2 separate regions of the Homo sapiens genome follow, and region 1 is linked to region 2. The links are chromatin loops, found by intact Hi-C in ENCODE. Cell type or tissue: sigmoid colon. All regions are shown on one strand. Links, peaks and the distances in the headings refer to the core of each region. The heading gives the core; the rest is flanking DNA.

The links. Peaks named below come from ENCODE experiments on the same cell type or tissue, not always from the same donor. Only the 100,000 strongest peaks of a DNase experiment are listed, where the experiment ranks them.
Region 1: it touches region 2 in a loop (2.0-fold over the local background); 14 of 110 quality-filtered maps call a loop at or near these places.

The regions. Positions count from the first base shown.
Region 1 is chr18:58,907,404-58,916,704 of GRCh38, forward strand. The region is part of intron 2 of ZNF532 (zinc finger protein 532); the gene reads left to right. Among named protein-coding and RNA genes, the nearest start is that of ZNF532, 47 kb to the left of the region's middle. RefSeq lists an enhancer at 8,131-8,641. In sigmoid colon, for the core only: no CTCF peak of the experiment used is centred there; a DNase peak (open chromatin) is centred at 4,588; H3K27ac peaks cover 1,183 bases.
Region 2 is chr18:58,855,659-58,864,959 of GRCh38, forward strand. It overlaps ZNF532 (zinc finger protein 532), which reads left to right and starts at 9,219. Exons shown (of 10, transcript NM_001375912.1): 1 at 9,219-9,301. RefSeq lists a silencer at 4,339-4,633 and enhancers at 6,135-6,676, 6,677-7,216. In sigmoid colon, for the core only: no CTCF peak of the experiment used is centred there; a DNase peak (open chromatin) is centred at 3,623; H3K27ac peaks cover 1,491 bases.

The DNA of each region.
Region 1 (9,301 bases), core at 2,096-7,095, 53 kb after region 2:
TTGAACTCCTGACCTCGTGATCCCCCCTGCCCACCTTGGCCTCCCAAAGTGCTGGGATTAGAGGTGTGAGCCACTGCACCCAGCCGAGAAGTTTTTTGTTTTTTTTTTGAGATGGAGTTTCACTCTTGTTGCCCCAGGCTGGAGTGCAGTGGTGCGATCCCGGCGGAGAAGTTTTATACCCAGTGAAGTGTTGTGTCTGTGTATATTCATAATTTTGTGGTCATTTGGGGGTTGCAAAGATCAGGAGGGTTCAGGAGAGGATGGTCAGGTAGCTGTGCTTCCGGTCAGCATGTCTTCCGTCTGCCTCCCAGGTCCTGACGTGGTAGATTTCTCATTTGTGCCTCATCCTCTAATTCTGATCTCTCCCAAGGCTCACTCCCAGCCAGTGAGTTCTGTTTTTGACAAGGTGAGCCCCTGAGCTTCCCACAAGACTTCTAGCACCAGTCCTTCCCCATAAAGATGATGCCCACTTACCTTCTTTCCTTCTTTTGCTGAAAGCCGCAGTCTGACTAGGAAGGTTAATAAATGAGATGACCACAGACTGTTTTCCTGAATGTGATACTGGCCAAATAGGTCTCCTGCCTGGTTGTAGGTCTCTTTTCTGTGATTCTTAAATGAAAAGGGTAGGAGTATTCTTTGACATTCTCTAACCACTGGTCACTCATTGTTTGAATGTTATGCTGTTTTGTGCTGTGTGTTTAATTATGACAAGGCTCCCTCTAAATATCAGTAGCCCCTTTCCATATCCCTGGGGTTGAGTGTATGCTGTTATCCTCATTTTTTAGGTGGAAAATTTTTGGACACAAGCCAGGAACAAAGGGAATGCTGGTGCTGGAATGGAATCATGTTGCCACGGGTGTTGTGCTCTCCCACTTATTGTTTGTGTGTTGTGTAGCTGGGATGTTAAATGCTCTTTTTCTTCATGAAAGTTTGTCCATAGACAATTTATTTCAGGGAACTGTATGGATAGGCTTTGTATGTCCTTGCTTATTAATAAATGACGAGAGTGTAGATCGGTAAGTTGTTTCATAGAGCTGAAGAAAGAAATAAACAGGAAATTCATCAGCTCCCTGCATCCATTCATTCATCATTCATTGATTTATAACTAGCAAAAACATAAGAGAAAAAAATAAACATTCAAATAATAGGAAAAGTGAAATACAGTAAGGCATCTTTTTGTTGCCTTTGATATTAGCTAATAATGACATTAGCTTATGAAGTTGAGGGACAAGATGCAGTAAAAGTAACTCTAATGCATAATTTGCAACAATAAAAGTTTCTGCAGCCTTTTGGGAAATCATTTTGGCATTTGTATTCATGGATCAGAAAAAATGACCTGCAGTTAGATCAAAATTTGGTGACTACTGACATCCGTGTTTTTGGAGATTTGTAATACTCATTAGCATAATAGTGGCTCTTGCCTGAAAGAAATCTGTTTAACTTCAGAAAATCCAGCATTTGCTATGTGCATTTCAGTCTTGTCTTTGTGAAAGACCTAATAACATCCTACAGAACTAGTATCTGTGTTTTATGGTTTGTGAAATGCTGCCTGAAGATGTTTTTTTTGGAGATGGAGTTTCGCTCTTGTCCCCCAGGCTGGAGTGCAGTGGTGCGATCTCGGCTCACTGCAACCTCTGCCTCCTGGGTTCAAGCAATTCTCCTGCATCAGCCTCCTGAGTAGCTGGGATTACAGGCATGCACTACCACGCCTGGCTAATTTTGTATTTTTAGTAGAGACAGGGTTTCTCCATGTTGGTCAGGCTGGTCTCAAACTCCCAACCTCAGGTGATCCGCCCACCTCAGCCTCCCAAAGTGTTGGGATTATAGGCGTGAGCCACCGCGCCCAGCCTGCCTGAAGATTTTTAATGTTTTCCTAGAGCAGGTGAAGGTCATTGACAAAACATAGGATTTAGAGGAACATGTTGGGAGGGAATATGAGGGCTTTAGTTTTAAGTTTGACCTCGTGTAGGGAGAGCCAAGCAGAATATCATCCCAGCAATGGAAAGACGACTCTTAAGGCAGAATTAGGACTAAAGATAGAAACCCGTTTGTTCTGACTGTTGTGACCATGGGAGTTGCTGAGGTTGCCTTTCAACAAAGGTAGATAACAAAAGAGAATCTGAAGGGACTCATGAAAGGAGAGAAGAGGAAGAGCCAGTGAGTCAGGAAAAGCCAGGTGAGCTTGAGGCAGTGCTGTGGGGTCCACGAGAGGAAAGGATGACCAGAAAATGAAATTCTGCAGAGGTCACAGGCAACATGAAAGATGATTAGCAGCAAAAACAGGCACGCGGGAACACGGATTGGGAATGGATCGTTGCTGGAGTGTTTTCTGGCTGTGAGACTACACTATTCAGCGACGGCATGCACTTTCATTTGGACCCAGGAGGAAGGGCCACTCAGGGAGGCGCTATGGCCACCTCAGGTCACTAGCTAATAGTAGTAAATAGGGCAGCAAGGATTTCATCTCCAAAGCTGTCTCCTTTGTATTATGTCACATAGCCTGGGTTTTCCCTTTTTAACTTTTAGGTTGAAATAATTTTAACTTAAAGTTTTGGCTGGGTACAGTGGCTCACATGTTTGTAATCCCTGTGTTTTGGGAGGCCAAGGTGGAAGGATCACTGGAGCCCAGGAGTAACCAGCCTAGACAACATAGCAAGACCCTGTCTCTACAAAAAAAAGAAAAAATAAATGTTGCAAAAATAGGACAGAGAATTTCTGTGTACTCATTTACCCAACTTTACTTAAAGGTCACATCTTGTAATTCTAACACACTTGTGAAAACTAAAAAATTATCATTCGTACAATACTACTAACTAGATTTCAGCAGTTTTTTACTAGAGGATGGTGTTTGTGCACGGTCCTTTTTCATTAGCCTTACAATGTACAGTCATAATTTTGTTTTCTGAGTTGTTTAGGTTAGTTTTTTGTTCCCTGAACCCTTCAGTGTAGTCATGTTATTCATTTGTATGAATGACCAAAATTACAGTTGGTCTTAATTTTGGACGCCCCCTCCCATTCCTGGTTTTTATTTTTAAATTTAATATTTACACACAGTGAAATTCTCTAGTTTATTTTTTTTTTGAGAAAGAGTCTCGCTTCATCACTCAGGCTGGAGTACAGTGGCGTGATCTCAGCTCAGTGCAACCTCTGCCTTCCAGGTTCAAACGATTTTGCCGCTTCAGCCTCCCGAGTAGCTGGGATTACAGGCATGCACCACCAAGCCCAGCTAATTTTTGTATTTGTAGTAGAGAGAGAGAGAGGGGGTTTCATCATGTTGGCCAGGCTGGTCTCAAACTCCTGGTCTCAAGTGATCCACCCGCCTCAGCCTCCCAAAGTGCTGGGATTACGAGCATGAGCCGCCGCACCTGGCCTGAAATTCTCAAGGGTTTGACAGATGCACAGAAACATGTCTCCACTACCACATTTGTGATACAGAACTATTCCATGAGCCCTAAAATTCTCTCCTTCAGCCTGGTTTGTTTTTTTTTTTTAAGAGACAGGGTCTTACTCTGTTGCCTAAGCTAGATTGCAGTGGCGTGATTGTAGCTCACTGTAGCCTCGACTTACTGGGCTCAACCAATCATCCTGCCTTGGCCTCCCAAAGTGTTGGAATCACAGTCATGAGCTACCACGCCCAGCCCTGCCTGGATTTCAATGGTGGTTTTGAGAGAGTGGATTGTCAGAGTGCTGGGGAGATACTGGGAGGAGCAGGATATGTCCCAGTACTGGAGAACTTGAGCCATGAAGGCTGCGTGGCAAGAGGACAGAGCACCAAGGGTTCCAGGGTAAGGCTGGAGGAGATCTCTCTATGCCACTAGGCAAATGGGATAGGAATTACCCAAAATAGAAGGGACAGACCAAGCTCACTGTGGAGGATCGGCTTGGCAAAGCCAGCATGAAGGTACAGGCAAGATTTGAAGGAATGAAGCTGTGGGAGACCTCTTGACTGGTGACTATGATTTTTTAAGTTAACCTCAGAAAGAAAAGGGGGGATGGAGTTTAGAAGAGGGAGAGATTAGTAACATCTGCAGGCCACAGCCTTAGGCCAGGCAGGGTTGCTCAAGCCTTTAATCCCAGCACTTGGGAGGGGAGGCTGGAGGATCACTCGAGGCCAGTTTGAGACCAGTCTGGGTGAGAGCAAGACCCCATTTCTACAGCAAATAAGAATTAGCTGAGTGTGGCGGTGCTTGTAAGGATCACTTGAGCCCAGAAGTTCGAGGCTGCAGTGAGCTATGATCATGGCACTGCACTCCAGCCTGGACAGCAGAGCCAGGTCCTGTGTCAAAGGAAAGAAAAGAAGCAGCCCTTGTCTCTTGGCAGGATGGGAGTTAATAAGGAAAAACAAAATTGCAGTGCTAAATGACGCTGAGGACCTGCTGTGGAGGGCTACAGGCACGCCCTCAATTTCCCTGGAGCTTCTCTCCTGGAAAAAGCAAAGGAGCTCTCACTGTAGCTGAGCTTTCGTTTTGACCCAGAAGAGTTTGGAGTTGGGGAGTGAGCTTTCTTAGAGAGCTGTGATGTGAGAAGTAGGCCGAGTGGGGGAGGTTGAGCTTTCAGAGAAGGCTGAGGTTTGTAGGGACAGGGACTTTCCCTTAGTTGCTCCTGATGTGCGAGGTGGGGAATGGATGGGGGCGGGGAGCCTACTTTTATAACCTTGAGGGAGGAGTGTGGAATAACTGCAGCAAAGGGCTGGGGCTGGCTTCACTCCTCTATTTCCCAAGGTCGTGACCTGGTTCGTGGCATTAGTATGTGACTCCTGTGTTGATATTTCCAGAAGCAGTTTGAATTTCAGATCAGGAAATCTGTTATATTTCAGATCAGGAATATCAAGTGTTAGCTGAAGAAGAAAACATACTACCTTGAGCAAAGTATTTGTATATCCATGATTGGTATCATCAGGTTTAAGGAAACCAGTAAATAACTATTTTGGATAGTAGCAACTATATTTGCTAATTTCTTGTTAACTCATACAGAATTAACAAAACATACATTTGTTCTTTGACTGTGCGTATAAACTGTATTTGTACGCTATGTGTTACCCTGGTGTAGGCTGCTTAGAAAATGAAGCTCTTGTGCTGAGAGGGGGCAGAGTGTGATCAGGGTGCCCAGCAGTGCTGACAGGTCAGAGGGTCCAGGCGACTTGTTGGTGTCCCATTGTGTCAGCTTTCTTCCCTGTGGCCGGGGAGGAACCTTTAGACCTGCAAGGTGCTCTGGGCTGGCTGTCTCGACTTAATCAGGGTCTGATTAGTGTGAAGGCTAAAGGTAAAATGAAACTTTTCTGTGGCATTTGTCACTGGCATGGGACCTTCAGATGGCAAGTAATTAAGAGATTCCATAGCTTTTTTCATAACTGCTTATTTTTCTTTTCCACATTTTTTCATGTGTGTGTCTGCGTGTATGCTATTTTTTTGAAATCTGAGAATCTGCCATTTTTGGGGCCCAGTCTCTCCCACCCCTGCCTGCACTTCCTAGAGAGAGGCAGTGAACCATGGCAGCTGCTCCAGAGGCGCGGCTGATCAAATTTTTTAAAAAAACTTGGCCCCCAAACTGACCCATGTCCCCAGCTGGTTTAGGAAGAGTGAAGAAGCATGAGGTCGACCTGCGTAGCTGAACCGATTTGGTGTTTGGAATGGAAATGCAGTGAGAAAATAGGTTTCCCTGATATGCAGTCGAGATTGAAGTGGGATAAAAGCGGCAGAAGATCAGTTGGAAGAGAAGAGAGAAGGTTTTTTTTCTTTTCTTTGGTGGAAGAGATACAATGTGCAGAGCCTTGGAAATTCTAAAGATGTAAGAGATTGGTGATGGAGGCAGAGCTAAGGTTTGCATAATGATAATGGGAAGAGCAAGAATTTGAATGTAGGCAGCCAAGAGAAGTCAATCCCTGTGTTTCTTGAAGATGTATAAAAACTGGGGATGCTAGCTAGATTCATTTTCTAAGAGGAGGAAATTAAATTTGAAACATTACGTAATATAAACATAAGTTATAAGAACATTTTATATTTGAAGGAAAGATAGGAAAGATGAAAACATGCTAGATCCATTCATTTATTGAATTATTTTTTTGGGGCCAGGCACAGTGGCTCACACCTGTAATCCTGGCACTTTGGGAGGCTGAGGCAGGAGGATTGTTTGAGCTCAGGAGTTCGAGACCAGCTTGGACAACATAGTGAGACCCCATCCTAAAAGAAAGGGAAAGGAAAAAATATATATATATAAAAGAATTATTTTTTTAAAAATTCAGCGGAATAAAAAAGATACAATGAAGGGTCTCAGTGGCCAGATAGTGCTAGAAAATAAGACTGGGAATCCCAAAGCAGACCTTGTATTATTACAGTTGTTTTATGGGAAGCCTTTATAATACTGCCAAGATGGTCAGTAGACTTTGATTTGTTTTTCTCTAAGTAGGACTGTTATGATTTAGAGGGTATTGATTTTCATTAAGGGAAATGTTAGTTTCTGTATTAAATAGGGAACCAGCGTTTTCACAGGTCAGAGGAGGCAGACCTTGGCTGGATTTAGGCGTGCATCTTTCTGTTTCAGGATTAAAGTTGGGATTTAATGGTTAGGCTGTGCCTATGCCTTTAATACTGACATTCTCTAATTGGAAATTGGGAAACCAACAATTTTTTTATTGCAAAGGAAGAAGAATTTTGTTACAAAGTATGAGAAGTATGATTAAGGGGTGAATAGGTTTTTCTTACGTTTTTCTTTTGACTTCATAACTTTTGACTTCTGCCAACAAAGATGAAATAGCTTTTCATAATTCTCAGAGGCTTTGAGTAGGAAAGGAAATGTTTTGTCTCTGTGTCATACGAGAAAATAAAGTGATCATGTGACAGACCTGAGTTCTTTCAATTTCCTTTTTTGTAAACAGGTCTGATTCCCTCAGATATTGTTGATGTCTTTGGGTGAAAGAACATTATACATTAAGCACAAATGCTATTAGTGAATTATAGGTCATTTATATAGGGTTTACTTTTAAATTAAAAGACCATTGGCCAGGCGTGGTGGCTCACATCTGTAATCCCAGCACTCTGGGAGGCCGCGGCGGGCGGATCACGAGGTCAGGAGCTTGAGACCAGCCTGGCCAACATGGTGAAACCCCGTCTCTACTAAAAATACAAAAATTAGCCAGATGTGGTGGCAGGTGCCTGTAATCCCGGCTACTCGGGAGGCTGAGGCAGGAGAATTGCTTGAACCCAGGAGGCGGAGGTTGCAGTGAGCCGAGATCACACTGCTGTACTCCAGCCTGGGTGACAGAGCAAGACTCCGTCTCGGAAAAAATAAATAAATAAAATAAAAGACTATTATTGCCTTTGAAGGGAGATGTATTTTATAGGGCATAAGTGAAAGACATTGTTAAAATAACTAAAGCTAATTCTGTTTGAAAATCAAACTGTTGAGGGAAAGGGAAGCTAAAATGAGATCGTTCTATTTTATCTTTTAAAAGAGAGGACTGAGATTTATTTTTGTAATGTTTTTAAGCAAAAGAATCTATTTTTAAGACAGTAGTACTTAGGAATTGGGGTGGAAAGCGAAGAAAACTTTCAGACATAAACATTCCTCTTTGTATTCAGTATAACTGAGAAATGAAGTGGGAGTTATACATTTTTTTCCCCTCCAAGTGGAATGGAACACTTGCTCTTGCCTTCCAGAATGTGGGAAGGGAAAGGGTAATAGGACAATGTGATTGTGGGTATGAAAAACATTCCTATAAACCAAAAAAGAAGTGTGAAGTTACAGAGTGGTATCCATTCCATTAGTTATACAACCCCAGAGAGGGGAGTCCAGGCACCACAGTGATCTCGGGTTTCAGACGACACGATGCGCTTTCGGTTGGCCACTGCACTCAGAAATGCCCATTATGCATTTTCAGCTTCTAGTCGGCCTTCCTGCAGGTGAACTAGGATGACTGACTCACTTTTTAAAACTACCATCAGTTCACTCTGACCTCTTACCACGTCCCACTGCTTCACGCTGGACTCCCCCACGTCCCCCATGAGAAGAGTATAAACCTTAGGTGGAGTAGAGGGATGGGGACAGGGTGAGGCTGGATCACTGTGGAGAAAGAGTTGCTTCTCAACCCCTTGAGGGGTTTGCAGGCATGGGAGTTCCTCTCTGGGGCCTTCTAGATCCTAACTCTGCTTTAGCTGGGCAGGTAGGAAAAGATGGGGTGATGTGGAGGTCAACAAGTTTAGCATTAACTCAGTGATTCAGTACGGCTGCTGTGCATGCGTTTATAAATCAGGAGGTTCCTGTACGTGCAACAGCAGAAAAAGGTGAGAAGAGCCATATTAACCTTCCCAGGGTTCATAAGAATGTCAGACAGTCGCACTGCCGACCACTCAAGTTTGGTTTCATGGGGTGACCTTTCCTCATTCATGTGGTTGTATGTTCTGGGCCTCCCACCCACTGAGTATTTGAATTATCTCTTATCTTCTTTTTGTTCCTGAACTGACTGCCCTCTGGGATGAACAGTGTGAAACTGTATAAAGTCTTTTGCTCACCAAAGTCATAAAGAGAGGGCAAATGACATTAAAATCCTGTGAAGCTCGAAAGAAAGAGTTGGGGGACTAGGGCAGAGCCCCACTACCATGGGGACTTCCAGAGCCTGAGCCCAAGCTTTGCATCAGTTAAAAATCTACTTTTCAGTCCCTTTCAACCCTGGTGGGGCAGGGGGTGGTGTCTTGAGTTTTCTAATCACAGTGACCTCCAACTTTAGATCAACATGGTTGGTAAGGATAGATCACAGGGATACTCTGCTAATGGCAGCTTTATTGTGAGTATTCCATTTACAACACCAGGATGATGAATAGAAAGAAGAGTGGTGACATTCAGGGATTATTTGTAAGTGGGTGGATTCTTTTGTGGATATAGTGCCTGACAGATGGCTTTTTCATTCCCCACGTTTTGCAGTTTAAATGTTCAATTTCATTTAAAAAACAAAACCATAATCACAGACTTTCCACTGAATCTGACTTCTCATAGATATTTGTACGTCAGTATCCCTTTAGAGATGTTAATGTTTTATTTCCTGTGTACTTTTTGCATCGGTGGTAGCTTGGTGCTGGGGGTATGTTATTCCCCCTCTGTTTCCGCAGGCGCCCCTCTGAGAGAAGAGTGGTCACAGAATGTTTTCTCTATGCTGAGTAAGCCATCGAAAGAAAAGCACATGTGACTTCTTCAGCTCGGTATTAACCGAGACAGGTGTGAATAGAAGCGGATTTATTCTTCAGCTCCCATCGAACCCTAAGTGTTGATTTCGCCTTCAACAGTAGTTTTTTCTAACCAAATTCTTCAG
Region 2 (9,301 bases), core at 1,339-6,338:
AGCCACCGTGCCTGGCCCAGGAACTCTTTTTCAATGGTGCAATGTAGACTCTTGAACATTTGGTCAGAGGTTGAGACGGAAATTCCAAAAGGGTGTGGTGAGAATATACTACTTGTGCTGTTCATGTGGCCTTGTCAAACATAGCACGGGTATGATATATTTCCTTTTTTATTTTTCTTTTTTGAGATGGAATCTCGCTCTGTCACCCAGGCTGGAGTGCAGTGGCACGATCTCAGCTCACTGCAACCTCTGCCTCCTGGGTTCAAGCAATTCTCCTGCCTCAGCCTTCCAAGTAGCCGGGATTACAGTTGTGCGCCACCACACCCGGCTAATTTTTTATATTTTTAGTAGAGACGGGGTTTTACCATGTTGGCCAGGCTGGACTCGAACTCCTGACCTGAAGTGATCCACCCGCCTCGACCTCCCAAAGTGCTTGGATTACAGGCATGAGCCACTGTGCCCAGCCGATATATTTTGTTGAGTTATCTATCTGATACTTGGAATGGGTTTATTCAGGGACACATATGTTTTATTTCCCCAAGTCTAGACTGTTGGTGAAGTGACACCATAGAGTAGACGTATTTTTACAGTGCAGAGCAAATCTGAGCTTGTCCACTTACACAATTTTTCTAACCCAGTGACCTTTGTAGTCTTTGGATCACACCTCAAAATTTTTTGAGTATTCATCTCAATTATTCACTTATAATTTATAAAAACTAACTTACAGCTTAAATATAGTTAGTACTATCCTAATATGTACATTACAAAAGATATACAAAAATAGAAATTAAAAAATATTGAAATGATGGACTAAACAATACCATTAACATTTAATTTTATTTACTAGCAGTAGAAAATAATTTGCTCTTACTACAATGCTTAATATTTGAGGTATGATTGAATATGCTTCTCTTTTTTTTTTTGAAATATTGGCATAATAGTGTGATAAAATGATTTGAGGATTTTACTCTGTTTAGTTTTTTTCAAACTTGGTTGTTTAAAGGGCTGTCCTAGTGGGAGAGGATGCCTTGCAAAGTTTTCTGCCAGTAGGAAGAGACAGATTATTTTTACCATTTACTTTTTTATTTTTATTTTTTGAGACGGAGTTTTGCTCTTGTTGCCCAGGGTGGAGTGCAATGGTGCTATCTCGGCTCACTGCAACCTCTGCCTCGCTGGTCCAAGCGATTCTCCTGCCTCAGCCTCCCGAGTAGCTGGGATTACAGGCGTTGGCCACCACACCCGGGTAATTTTTGTATTTTTAGTAGAGAAAGGGTTTCACAATGTTGGCCAGGCTGGTCTTGAACTCCTGACCGCAGATGATCCACCTGCCTTGGCCTCCCAAAGTGCTAAAATTACAGGCGTGAGCCACCTCGCCCAGCCGTTTTTACTGTTTACTTAATCATAATGCTCATTGCTCAATCTCATCCTTCAGCTATGCAAAAGATTTTAGTTGACATTTGGGTGGTGAGTCGCTCTTTGCCAGTATCACTCAATTGTTTCTGCAACATAAATTGGAAAGTGTTGAATTTGCATTTTGATATTTTAACTGAATCGGTGATACATTTTGTGTGTGTTGGAATTTTCGTAATTTAACCCCAGAATTTTAAATTCCTGTATAGAAGCTACTCCATTCGTGGTTACTGTTCCTGTTCTAAATAAAATGATATAATGTTTTGATTAAAGAGATCATTTATTGTTGATAATATACCTTCTCTGCTAAACACTTTTTTTAGTGGTTCATAAAAAATAAGTGTTTTCAGGTGTGTCATCACGAGAACAGGGGCAAGCAGATACCTTAAGCAGAGGCATTCAACAGTTGCACAAACCTCCCACACTGTGTAATCTATTCTAATGTGTGTTTCTTTAAATCTACAGCAATATTTTCTTGCTTTTTTTTTTTTGAGACAGAGTCTCACTCTATTGCCCAGGCTGGAGTGCAATGGCGCAATCTCGGCTCAGTGCAAGCTCCACCTCCTGGGTTCAAGCGATTCTCCTGCCTCAGCCTCCCAAGTAGCTGGGACTACAGTCGCCTGCCACCACGCCCGGCTAATTTTTTGTATTTTTAGTAGCCAGGATGGTCTCGATCTCCTGACCTCGTGATCCGCCCTCCTCAGCCTCCCAAAGTGCTGGGATTACAAGCATGAGCCACCACACTTGGCCTACAGCAATATTTTCTAAGCATCTTCCAACTGTTTGCTGACGAATGTATTTTATGTTGCAGCCGTATTTTCTGGTTATTATTTTCATATTTTAGCATTTGTTTTTTGTTTATATATGTCAATTATTATTATTCATTTTTAAACTTTTCCAGAAATAACCAAGTTTTTCCAGAAACTTTTCCCAGTGACATGTGACTTCTAGTCTTTTGGTATTAAATAAGAAACCTCAAAAGAGACTTCAAAATAGTCATCGTTAAGTTTAGCAGAAAATGTTAAAGTATTTGATCATCTTTTATCTTTGTCATTGGAAAAAAAACCCCAAACCTTATAGGTGTTAATCCTGGTGTTCTGAGCACTTAACTTTTAGATTTTTTTTTTTTTTTGAGACAGAGTCTTGCTCTGTCGCCCAGGCTGGAGTCAAGTGGCGTGATCTCAGCTCACTGCAACCTCCACCTCCCGGGTTCAAGCAATTCTCCTGCCTCAGCCTCCTGAGTAGCTGGGATTACGGGTGCCCGCCCTCACACCCAGCGAATTTTTGTATTTTTAGTAGAGACGGGGTTTCATCATGTTGGCCAGGCTGGTCTTGAACTCCTGACTTCAAGTGATCCACCTGACCTGGCCTCCCAGGATGCTGGGATTACAGGTGTGAGCCACTACACCTGGCCAATACACAGGACTTAGATGAGGAGGTTGTGAAGGGTAAGGAGAGTCTTCCAGAAAGCGGGGCCGGCATGTGCGAAAGCCTGACAGTGACAGGAAGTAGGTGATATTCAAAGAACAAAAAGGCAAGCCTGGATCTTGAAATGTGAGGATGGAGGGGCAGGGACATGGGCAGGCAAATGGGTCGAATCGTGAAGAAACTTCTAAGTCACAGTTATAATCTGGACCTCATTCTAAGGACAATTGAGTCATCTGGAAACATTTGAGCAGAGGAGTGACAAGATGGTATCGTTGGAGAGATTCCTCAAGGTTTAGTGTGCAGAATGCATTGAACGTTGGCCAGGTTGGAGGCAAGGACTCAGTGACCAGTTCCACACTGGGATGATGGGCCTGAGGTTGTGTGTGCGTGATGTCAGCCGAGAGAAGGGATTGGGATCAATAGACACTTGAGAGGTGGAACCCTCCCAGCCTGTGGTGATGGAGCAGATGAGAGGGAATGAGGGTCGTTTTCTGAGAGGGCAGGTACTGTGGAGATGAATCTGGTGTGGGTGGGTGTCTCGGGCTGCGGTGCTGGAAACAGACCCTGAATAATCTTTGGAGATATAATTGTGAAGGACTGAGGAAGGCAGGATTAGAAAGGAGGAGTTGACCCACAGTGCTATGGTGATTGAGGCCTCAGCCAATTTACAGGGAGCTCTGGGGCTGGGATGGCCCTTCAGAGTTGGCCCAAATAAAGGCAAGAGGGCCAAGTTTTTCTATCTCTACATCAGCCAGATGTTGGCTGCTTCTTGGAAGTGGGTGTAGCCTTGGGCAAGACAGTTTCCAAGAACTGTCACAAGACGGTGGCCAAAGCAATTTGCAGTGAGGGAGTCAGCTGTGAGTAGTCGGCAGCCAATATTCTTAGCAGCTAGGGGATGAGGGTGTATACTCTGAAGAGAGAACCTAGACAAAACACTACTGTATCCACTACAATAGCAAAAGAGCTTAGGTTTAATTGGGGACATATTTACTTTTAGGTGCCTCTGGGTTCATTATCCATTCCTTAGTTCACTGATAATTAATGTCAGTTATGGGATGTACAAAGCATTGTGCCAAGTGGTGGTGATGGCAGGGATGATGAGGGCAGGATGGGAAGATGAAGTCAATATTAGCGCATGCATAGTGCTCAGGGTAGTGTCTGCACTGCAGGAGACCAGTGAGATTCCTTCTCAGGAGGAACTGGGTCCCCATTTCCTGTGTGTTCCCTTCTCCTTCAGGTAGGCCCTCAAAGGATTAAGCCTTTTCCTTTCTCAGATACCTCCCTAGGTTCTTCTTCTTTCTCTTCCCCTCCTCTAGGACTTAGAGAGCAGAGAACAAACCCAAACACAAGTTTCTTTTAAGGAAGCCCAGATGTAATATAAAAAAGTTACAAAGGGTTAGGAAATCTTATAAAGTTCTCTACAGATTTCTCCTTTGGCCCAGTTTCTGCAGATGAATCTTTACCAGGATCCCAATCCCCGTACTTCTGGCTCTCCTTTGACTCCTGAAGGGAGGGCTCATAGAAACTACCCACTTTTCTCTGTCCCTACCCTTCTCAACTCTTTCCTTGGACAAGGCCAGCTTTCCAGCATTTAGGCCTTCAGAGACAGCAGGAGGTAAGGATTAGTGGATTCATCCAGTAGCCAGGACCTAGGAGGTCATTCAAATATCGAGGGGCCTCCTAAATAATGCCCAATGCTGAGCCCAACCCCCACCCGCTTCGGGTCTCTCGGTTAAAGGCCTTTGCAGGCATTTCCAAACTGAGGTTCAGAAAAGGAGAGGTGGTTTTGCCACAGAAATCTATGAAATCACGAACAAAGGATAAGGGGAATCCTCTACAGTCTATTTCTGGCAGGCTAATAATAATTTAAACTTGGTTATGATTTCTTTCAAGCGTATGTTTTTGAATATAAAAAAACCTGATTCTATCCATATTTTGATGTTCTTAAAAAGAAAAGGTAGACTTTTGTTTTTTCCTTTTTCTTTGCTGGCTACCCTGCTACAAATCTTTAAATTATGGTGCTAGGATTGAAAGGTGTAATAATTTCTTTAAAAAGAAGCTAACACATTTAATATATTAATCTCTCTATAAACCCCTAGGCTTAGCTTGGTTTCAAGCTAAAAATGTGTAGTTCAAGGCATGAGACTGCTCGGTTTAGTAGTTAGTTCCACAGGGCCTCTGGATGGTGAGATAAAGAAAAGGTGTTTCCTTTTTTCCTTCCACTGTCCCTCCAGGAACACACCTTTTGTGCGCTCTACCTAACACACGAATTTCCTAATTTCATAAGGGCATTTGGAGGGAAAGTATGATGATATTTACAGGCTTCTGCAAAGCCGGCTTCCAGCCACAAAAGATTAAAGAAAAAAGCTAGGATTTTGCAATACACTGATTGGAGGAAAAGCCAAGACATTGAGAGTTAGCAATAAAAACAGCAACAACAAAATCGCAAAGGGTTTGGAATTCCTTTAGTTTCTATTTGGCATAAGAATCATATGATTTCTTTGTTCTGCCCTTCCTTATCGACTGCACTCAAATGATAGTTTTATTTCATTCTTGCAGTCGAGTGACTGATTCTATTGTTGCTCAAAGCAGAGAGGTGCACAAGAGAGCCTTACATATGTAGAATAATAGAATGAACCTTTTTGTATTGTGTTTTTGGAAGAGGGGTAGTGTCCGCTTAAAAAAAAAACAACCCAGAATAAATGCTGTCTTTTCAGCTGTGAAATTTAGTGATTTTGCAAAATGGACTAAGACGGGTGCTTTGCTTTTAACTACTGGTCTACCTGGCAAAGGGGTTTCTCTGAAATCCTCTTTACAAAAATAGAACTGAGATAACTTGCAATAAAATATCTTTTACTTTTTGTTTATGATATTTAAAAGCAGATGCAATGTTATTTGTTGCCATTTGTGCAAATGATCAATTGTGCTTCTAGACCAAATTTCTTCCAGCCGAGGCTCCGGCTAAATCACTGGGCTTTGTACAAAGCCCTGCTCAAAAAAGTGTTTGGCATGATGAAGCCACGAGGCAGTTGTATAGCTGAAGGCTCTTTATGATAAGCATTTCAGACTTTAGTTTTGGTAGTACAACTCTTGTAACCATTCAAGTGCTGCTTTGCTGTCATTTCAACTCTTAAAAGAAGGGAATGGGGGAGGGGCAAGAGAGTCTTCTAAGTAAACAAAGATCCCAAATCCATGAAACCTAGGATTTATCATGGTATGTACATTATGAAATTCCATATATTGTAAACTGTGTAGCATGTCAAGATTTCACATTAGCAGGTCCTAGTGTACTCTTCAATGCACATACGGTTTTTATATGCATATTAATAAAGGCCCATCTTTGGGAGAAGAAAAAAGGCTCCCTTTCAAATGAAATCAAGCCCAGGTAAAGCTGAAACCCAACCCACAGAGTACTGGCACCGTTTTCAGGCCAAAAGAAGACAAGGGTTTCAATTTCATCATCTTGTAATGCTGATAAATGCGATGCTGTGACTGGCAAAATTTGCAGATTACATAGGTCTTTCTAAACGTGTGTAAATATGCAAATATGTATTCCAATTTATGTGCAATTCCAAACAATTTGCTGTTTGAAATTAAAGACCAACAACTCTTCTGTGAGACAATAATTCGGGTCATTTACATGAAAAGTCTTAAACAGCAAAAATGCTACTTGCAATTTACATCATACAGTGCTCCCATCACAGAGAACAATGGCTTCCTCAATGGAAGTTAACGCAGTAGAGAGGTATACTGAGATTTTTTTTTTAACTTTTCAGCACAGTTTGCAAATACTAACCAATGAATCAAATTTAAAATAAAATAGAAATGTTTCTTATGCTTGGTCATCACTGCTACTTGAGTGTTATTTTTGTGTCTTCAGATTCCTATCAAACAGGAGTGAACCTTTTTAACAGGTTATGGTGACATTTTTTCAGCTCCTTCCATTTTGTCCTATTTCCAGTGTCAGCACAATTAGCTTGACTTGGGGGTTTCTGTCTGGTTTTAAAAACCTTTCAATGGAGTGCACGTCTGTGAACAATAAAGGAACGAGGACACGGGGCTGGGAAAACAGCATACCTCATCTGGAATGGAAATCTATCGTCTCTCGCCCTTGCACGGGTCACGATTATACACCTTCGTGACCTTTAGCGGGCTTACATATGTATCTTTTTGTGTTCCGCAGGCTATGACCACCTGCTGTATGTACAATATGTGCTTGTTACATTTGTACACCATCTCCCTTCTAGAATTTAAAGACCTAGCTATTACATCTTGTTTACTCAATATCATTCCCCCATTAAGGAAAAAAAAAAACCTACATGAACTGAACATGCCATGTTTCAATCTGGCCCCAGTGGCTTTTTCTCTGAAAGCAAACGTGTGTCTTTTACACCAGGGCTTTCTCCCCACCCCAGGGGGTGTCTTCCATCCTTTTGTGGCTCAGTTGAAGGCGAAAAGGGCTCCAAACCACTAACTAACCAGAGGAGAGCCCCTTCTTCCACCTCCAGGGAGAATTTCAGATTTAATTTGTCCGAAGATAGCGTGCTCTCTTCTTACTCATTTGCCATCATTACGAGGAAAACAAACCACCACCTTGGCTTCAAGATCCTGGGTAGAGGCTCACGGTCTTTTCAACCATCTTTGGCGAGGCCTTGCTTCCTTCCACTCGAGTAAGTCGCGGCTTGGGGCCACGGAAAGGACTGGGTGAGAGCCCGCAATGTCGTTGGAAAAAAGCAGCCCTCCCTGCGCCCCCTCACCAGCCCCACCACCCCGCTCCACTCCCGGGGCGAAGCCGCGAGCCAGCGGCCCCGTATGGGCGAGACTTGGCAGGTCCGCGGGGCGCCTTCTCGCCGCCGCCGGACTCGGGGCTCCGCAGCGGCCGGGCGTCGGCGCCCGCCGGCCGCGGGGCTTCGCGCTGCCGCCGCCCGGTCCCGGAGCTCCCTTCCCCCACCGGCCGCCCCCTCCCCCTCGCCCGCGCTCCCTTTTGTTCGCTCGCCGCCCGGGCCGAGCCGCCGCCGCCGCCGCCGCCCGGCCCGGCGGCGAGGCCGCTCCACCGCACACGCACACACAGACCCCGGCAGCGGGAACGCAGATGACACGCCCGTAACATGGAAGCCGCCGCCGCCGCCGCTCCGACGACAGCAGCAGCAGCCACAGCAGCAGCCGCCGGCGGCGCCGCGCTGAACAAAGGTCATCCGAGCTGCGGCCCAGACGCCCGGGCTTGACCGCCGCGAAGGCCAACCCCGGGAAGGGGGTGGGTGTGCGCCTCTGGGGGTGCGGGGCGGCGGGAGGCGGCCGGGGCGAACGAGGGGCGCAGGGCAGCCGGACCCAGGGGCGCGGGTGGGCGCCGGGCAGAGGCGGGGTGCGGCCCCTCGTGCCCACTCCTGCGGGCCGGGGTGAGCGCGTGAGGCTCAGGCCCCTGGGCCTGCCCGCAGTGGCCTGTCCCACCCTGGCCTTGGGGACAGCCGGCCTTCGCGCCCCGCCAGCTGGCTTGGGGGGCCGAGGAGGAACCGCCCGGGCTAGGCCCCGCAGGTTACGAGACGGGGGCCACGTGAGCGCGGCTCTCCTACTCCCCCCGCCGGCGCCGGCCGGGCACAGATGCGTTTCCAGAGGCCTCCGTGCCCCCTCTCCCACTGGCCCTGCCTTCGCCCCCCGCCCCCTCCCCAGACAGCCCCAGTTTTCTTCCCCCGAGGTGAAGGGATTTGGACTTCTCCCCCCAGGTGCTTGAAAGAAGAGAAGGTTGGAGGAGGAGGAGGAGACTGGGGGGCTGCTGGTGGTGGTGACAGGGCTGGGAGAGAGAGGAGAGGGACGGAAGGGAGGAGGGGGCTGGGTGGGGTGGGGGTGACAGCAGAGAGGAGCCTGGTCAACAAGCCAGCACCACTGTGCTAGGAGGCCAGGCCGGCTCTGCAGCCGACGCATCCCGTGTGAGCAGACACACATAGCTCGCTTTCTTGGGGGCTCTTTGTCAGCCACCAACACAGAGAGCACACACTGACACACACGTACACAAAGATCTGAGCCAGGTTGTGGGAGGTAAGTGGGGGAAGGAGAAGGAGGGGGAAACAGTGTCTGCGGTGGGCTGTGGGGTGGAGGGGAGGGGGGATGGGCCCTGAGGGGCTCTGGGGTGCTTGCGAGGTGAGCATTTCCAAGGCTGTGTGCTCGTGGGGTGGGGGGACACACGATGACCTTCTCCTCCTCAGGAAGACCTAAGAGGGAAGAGCAAACCCCAGCGAGATCCCCCCTGTGCTGATGATTTTCAGGGACTTGTTGGCAACTCAGCGAGGGTTGCCATAGCTTTTTTATGTAGGGTGACCAGAACCGGCTGAAACTGGTTTGAGGCAGATCAGCTCCTGAACACAATGCAGTCACTGAGCTACTACAGTAGGATAGCAGCTTCCTCCCTTCATGGCAGCCAAAAGCAGAGGAGCTTGCAGGAAGGTACCATCCCTACACAGTATGTGAA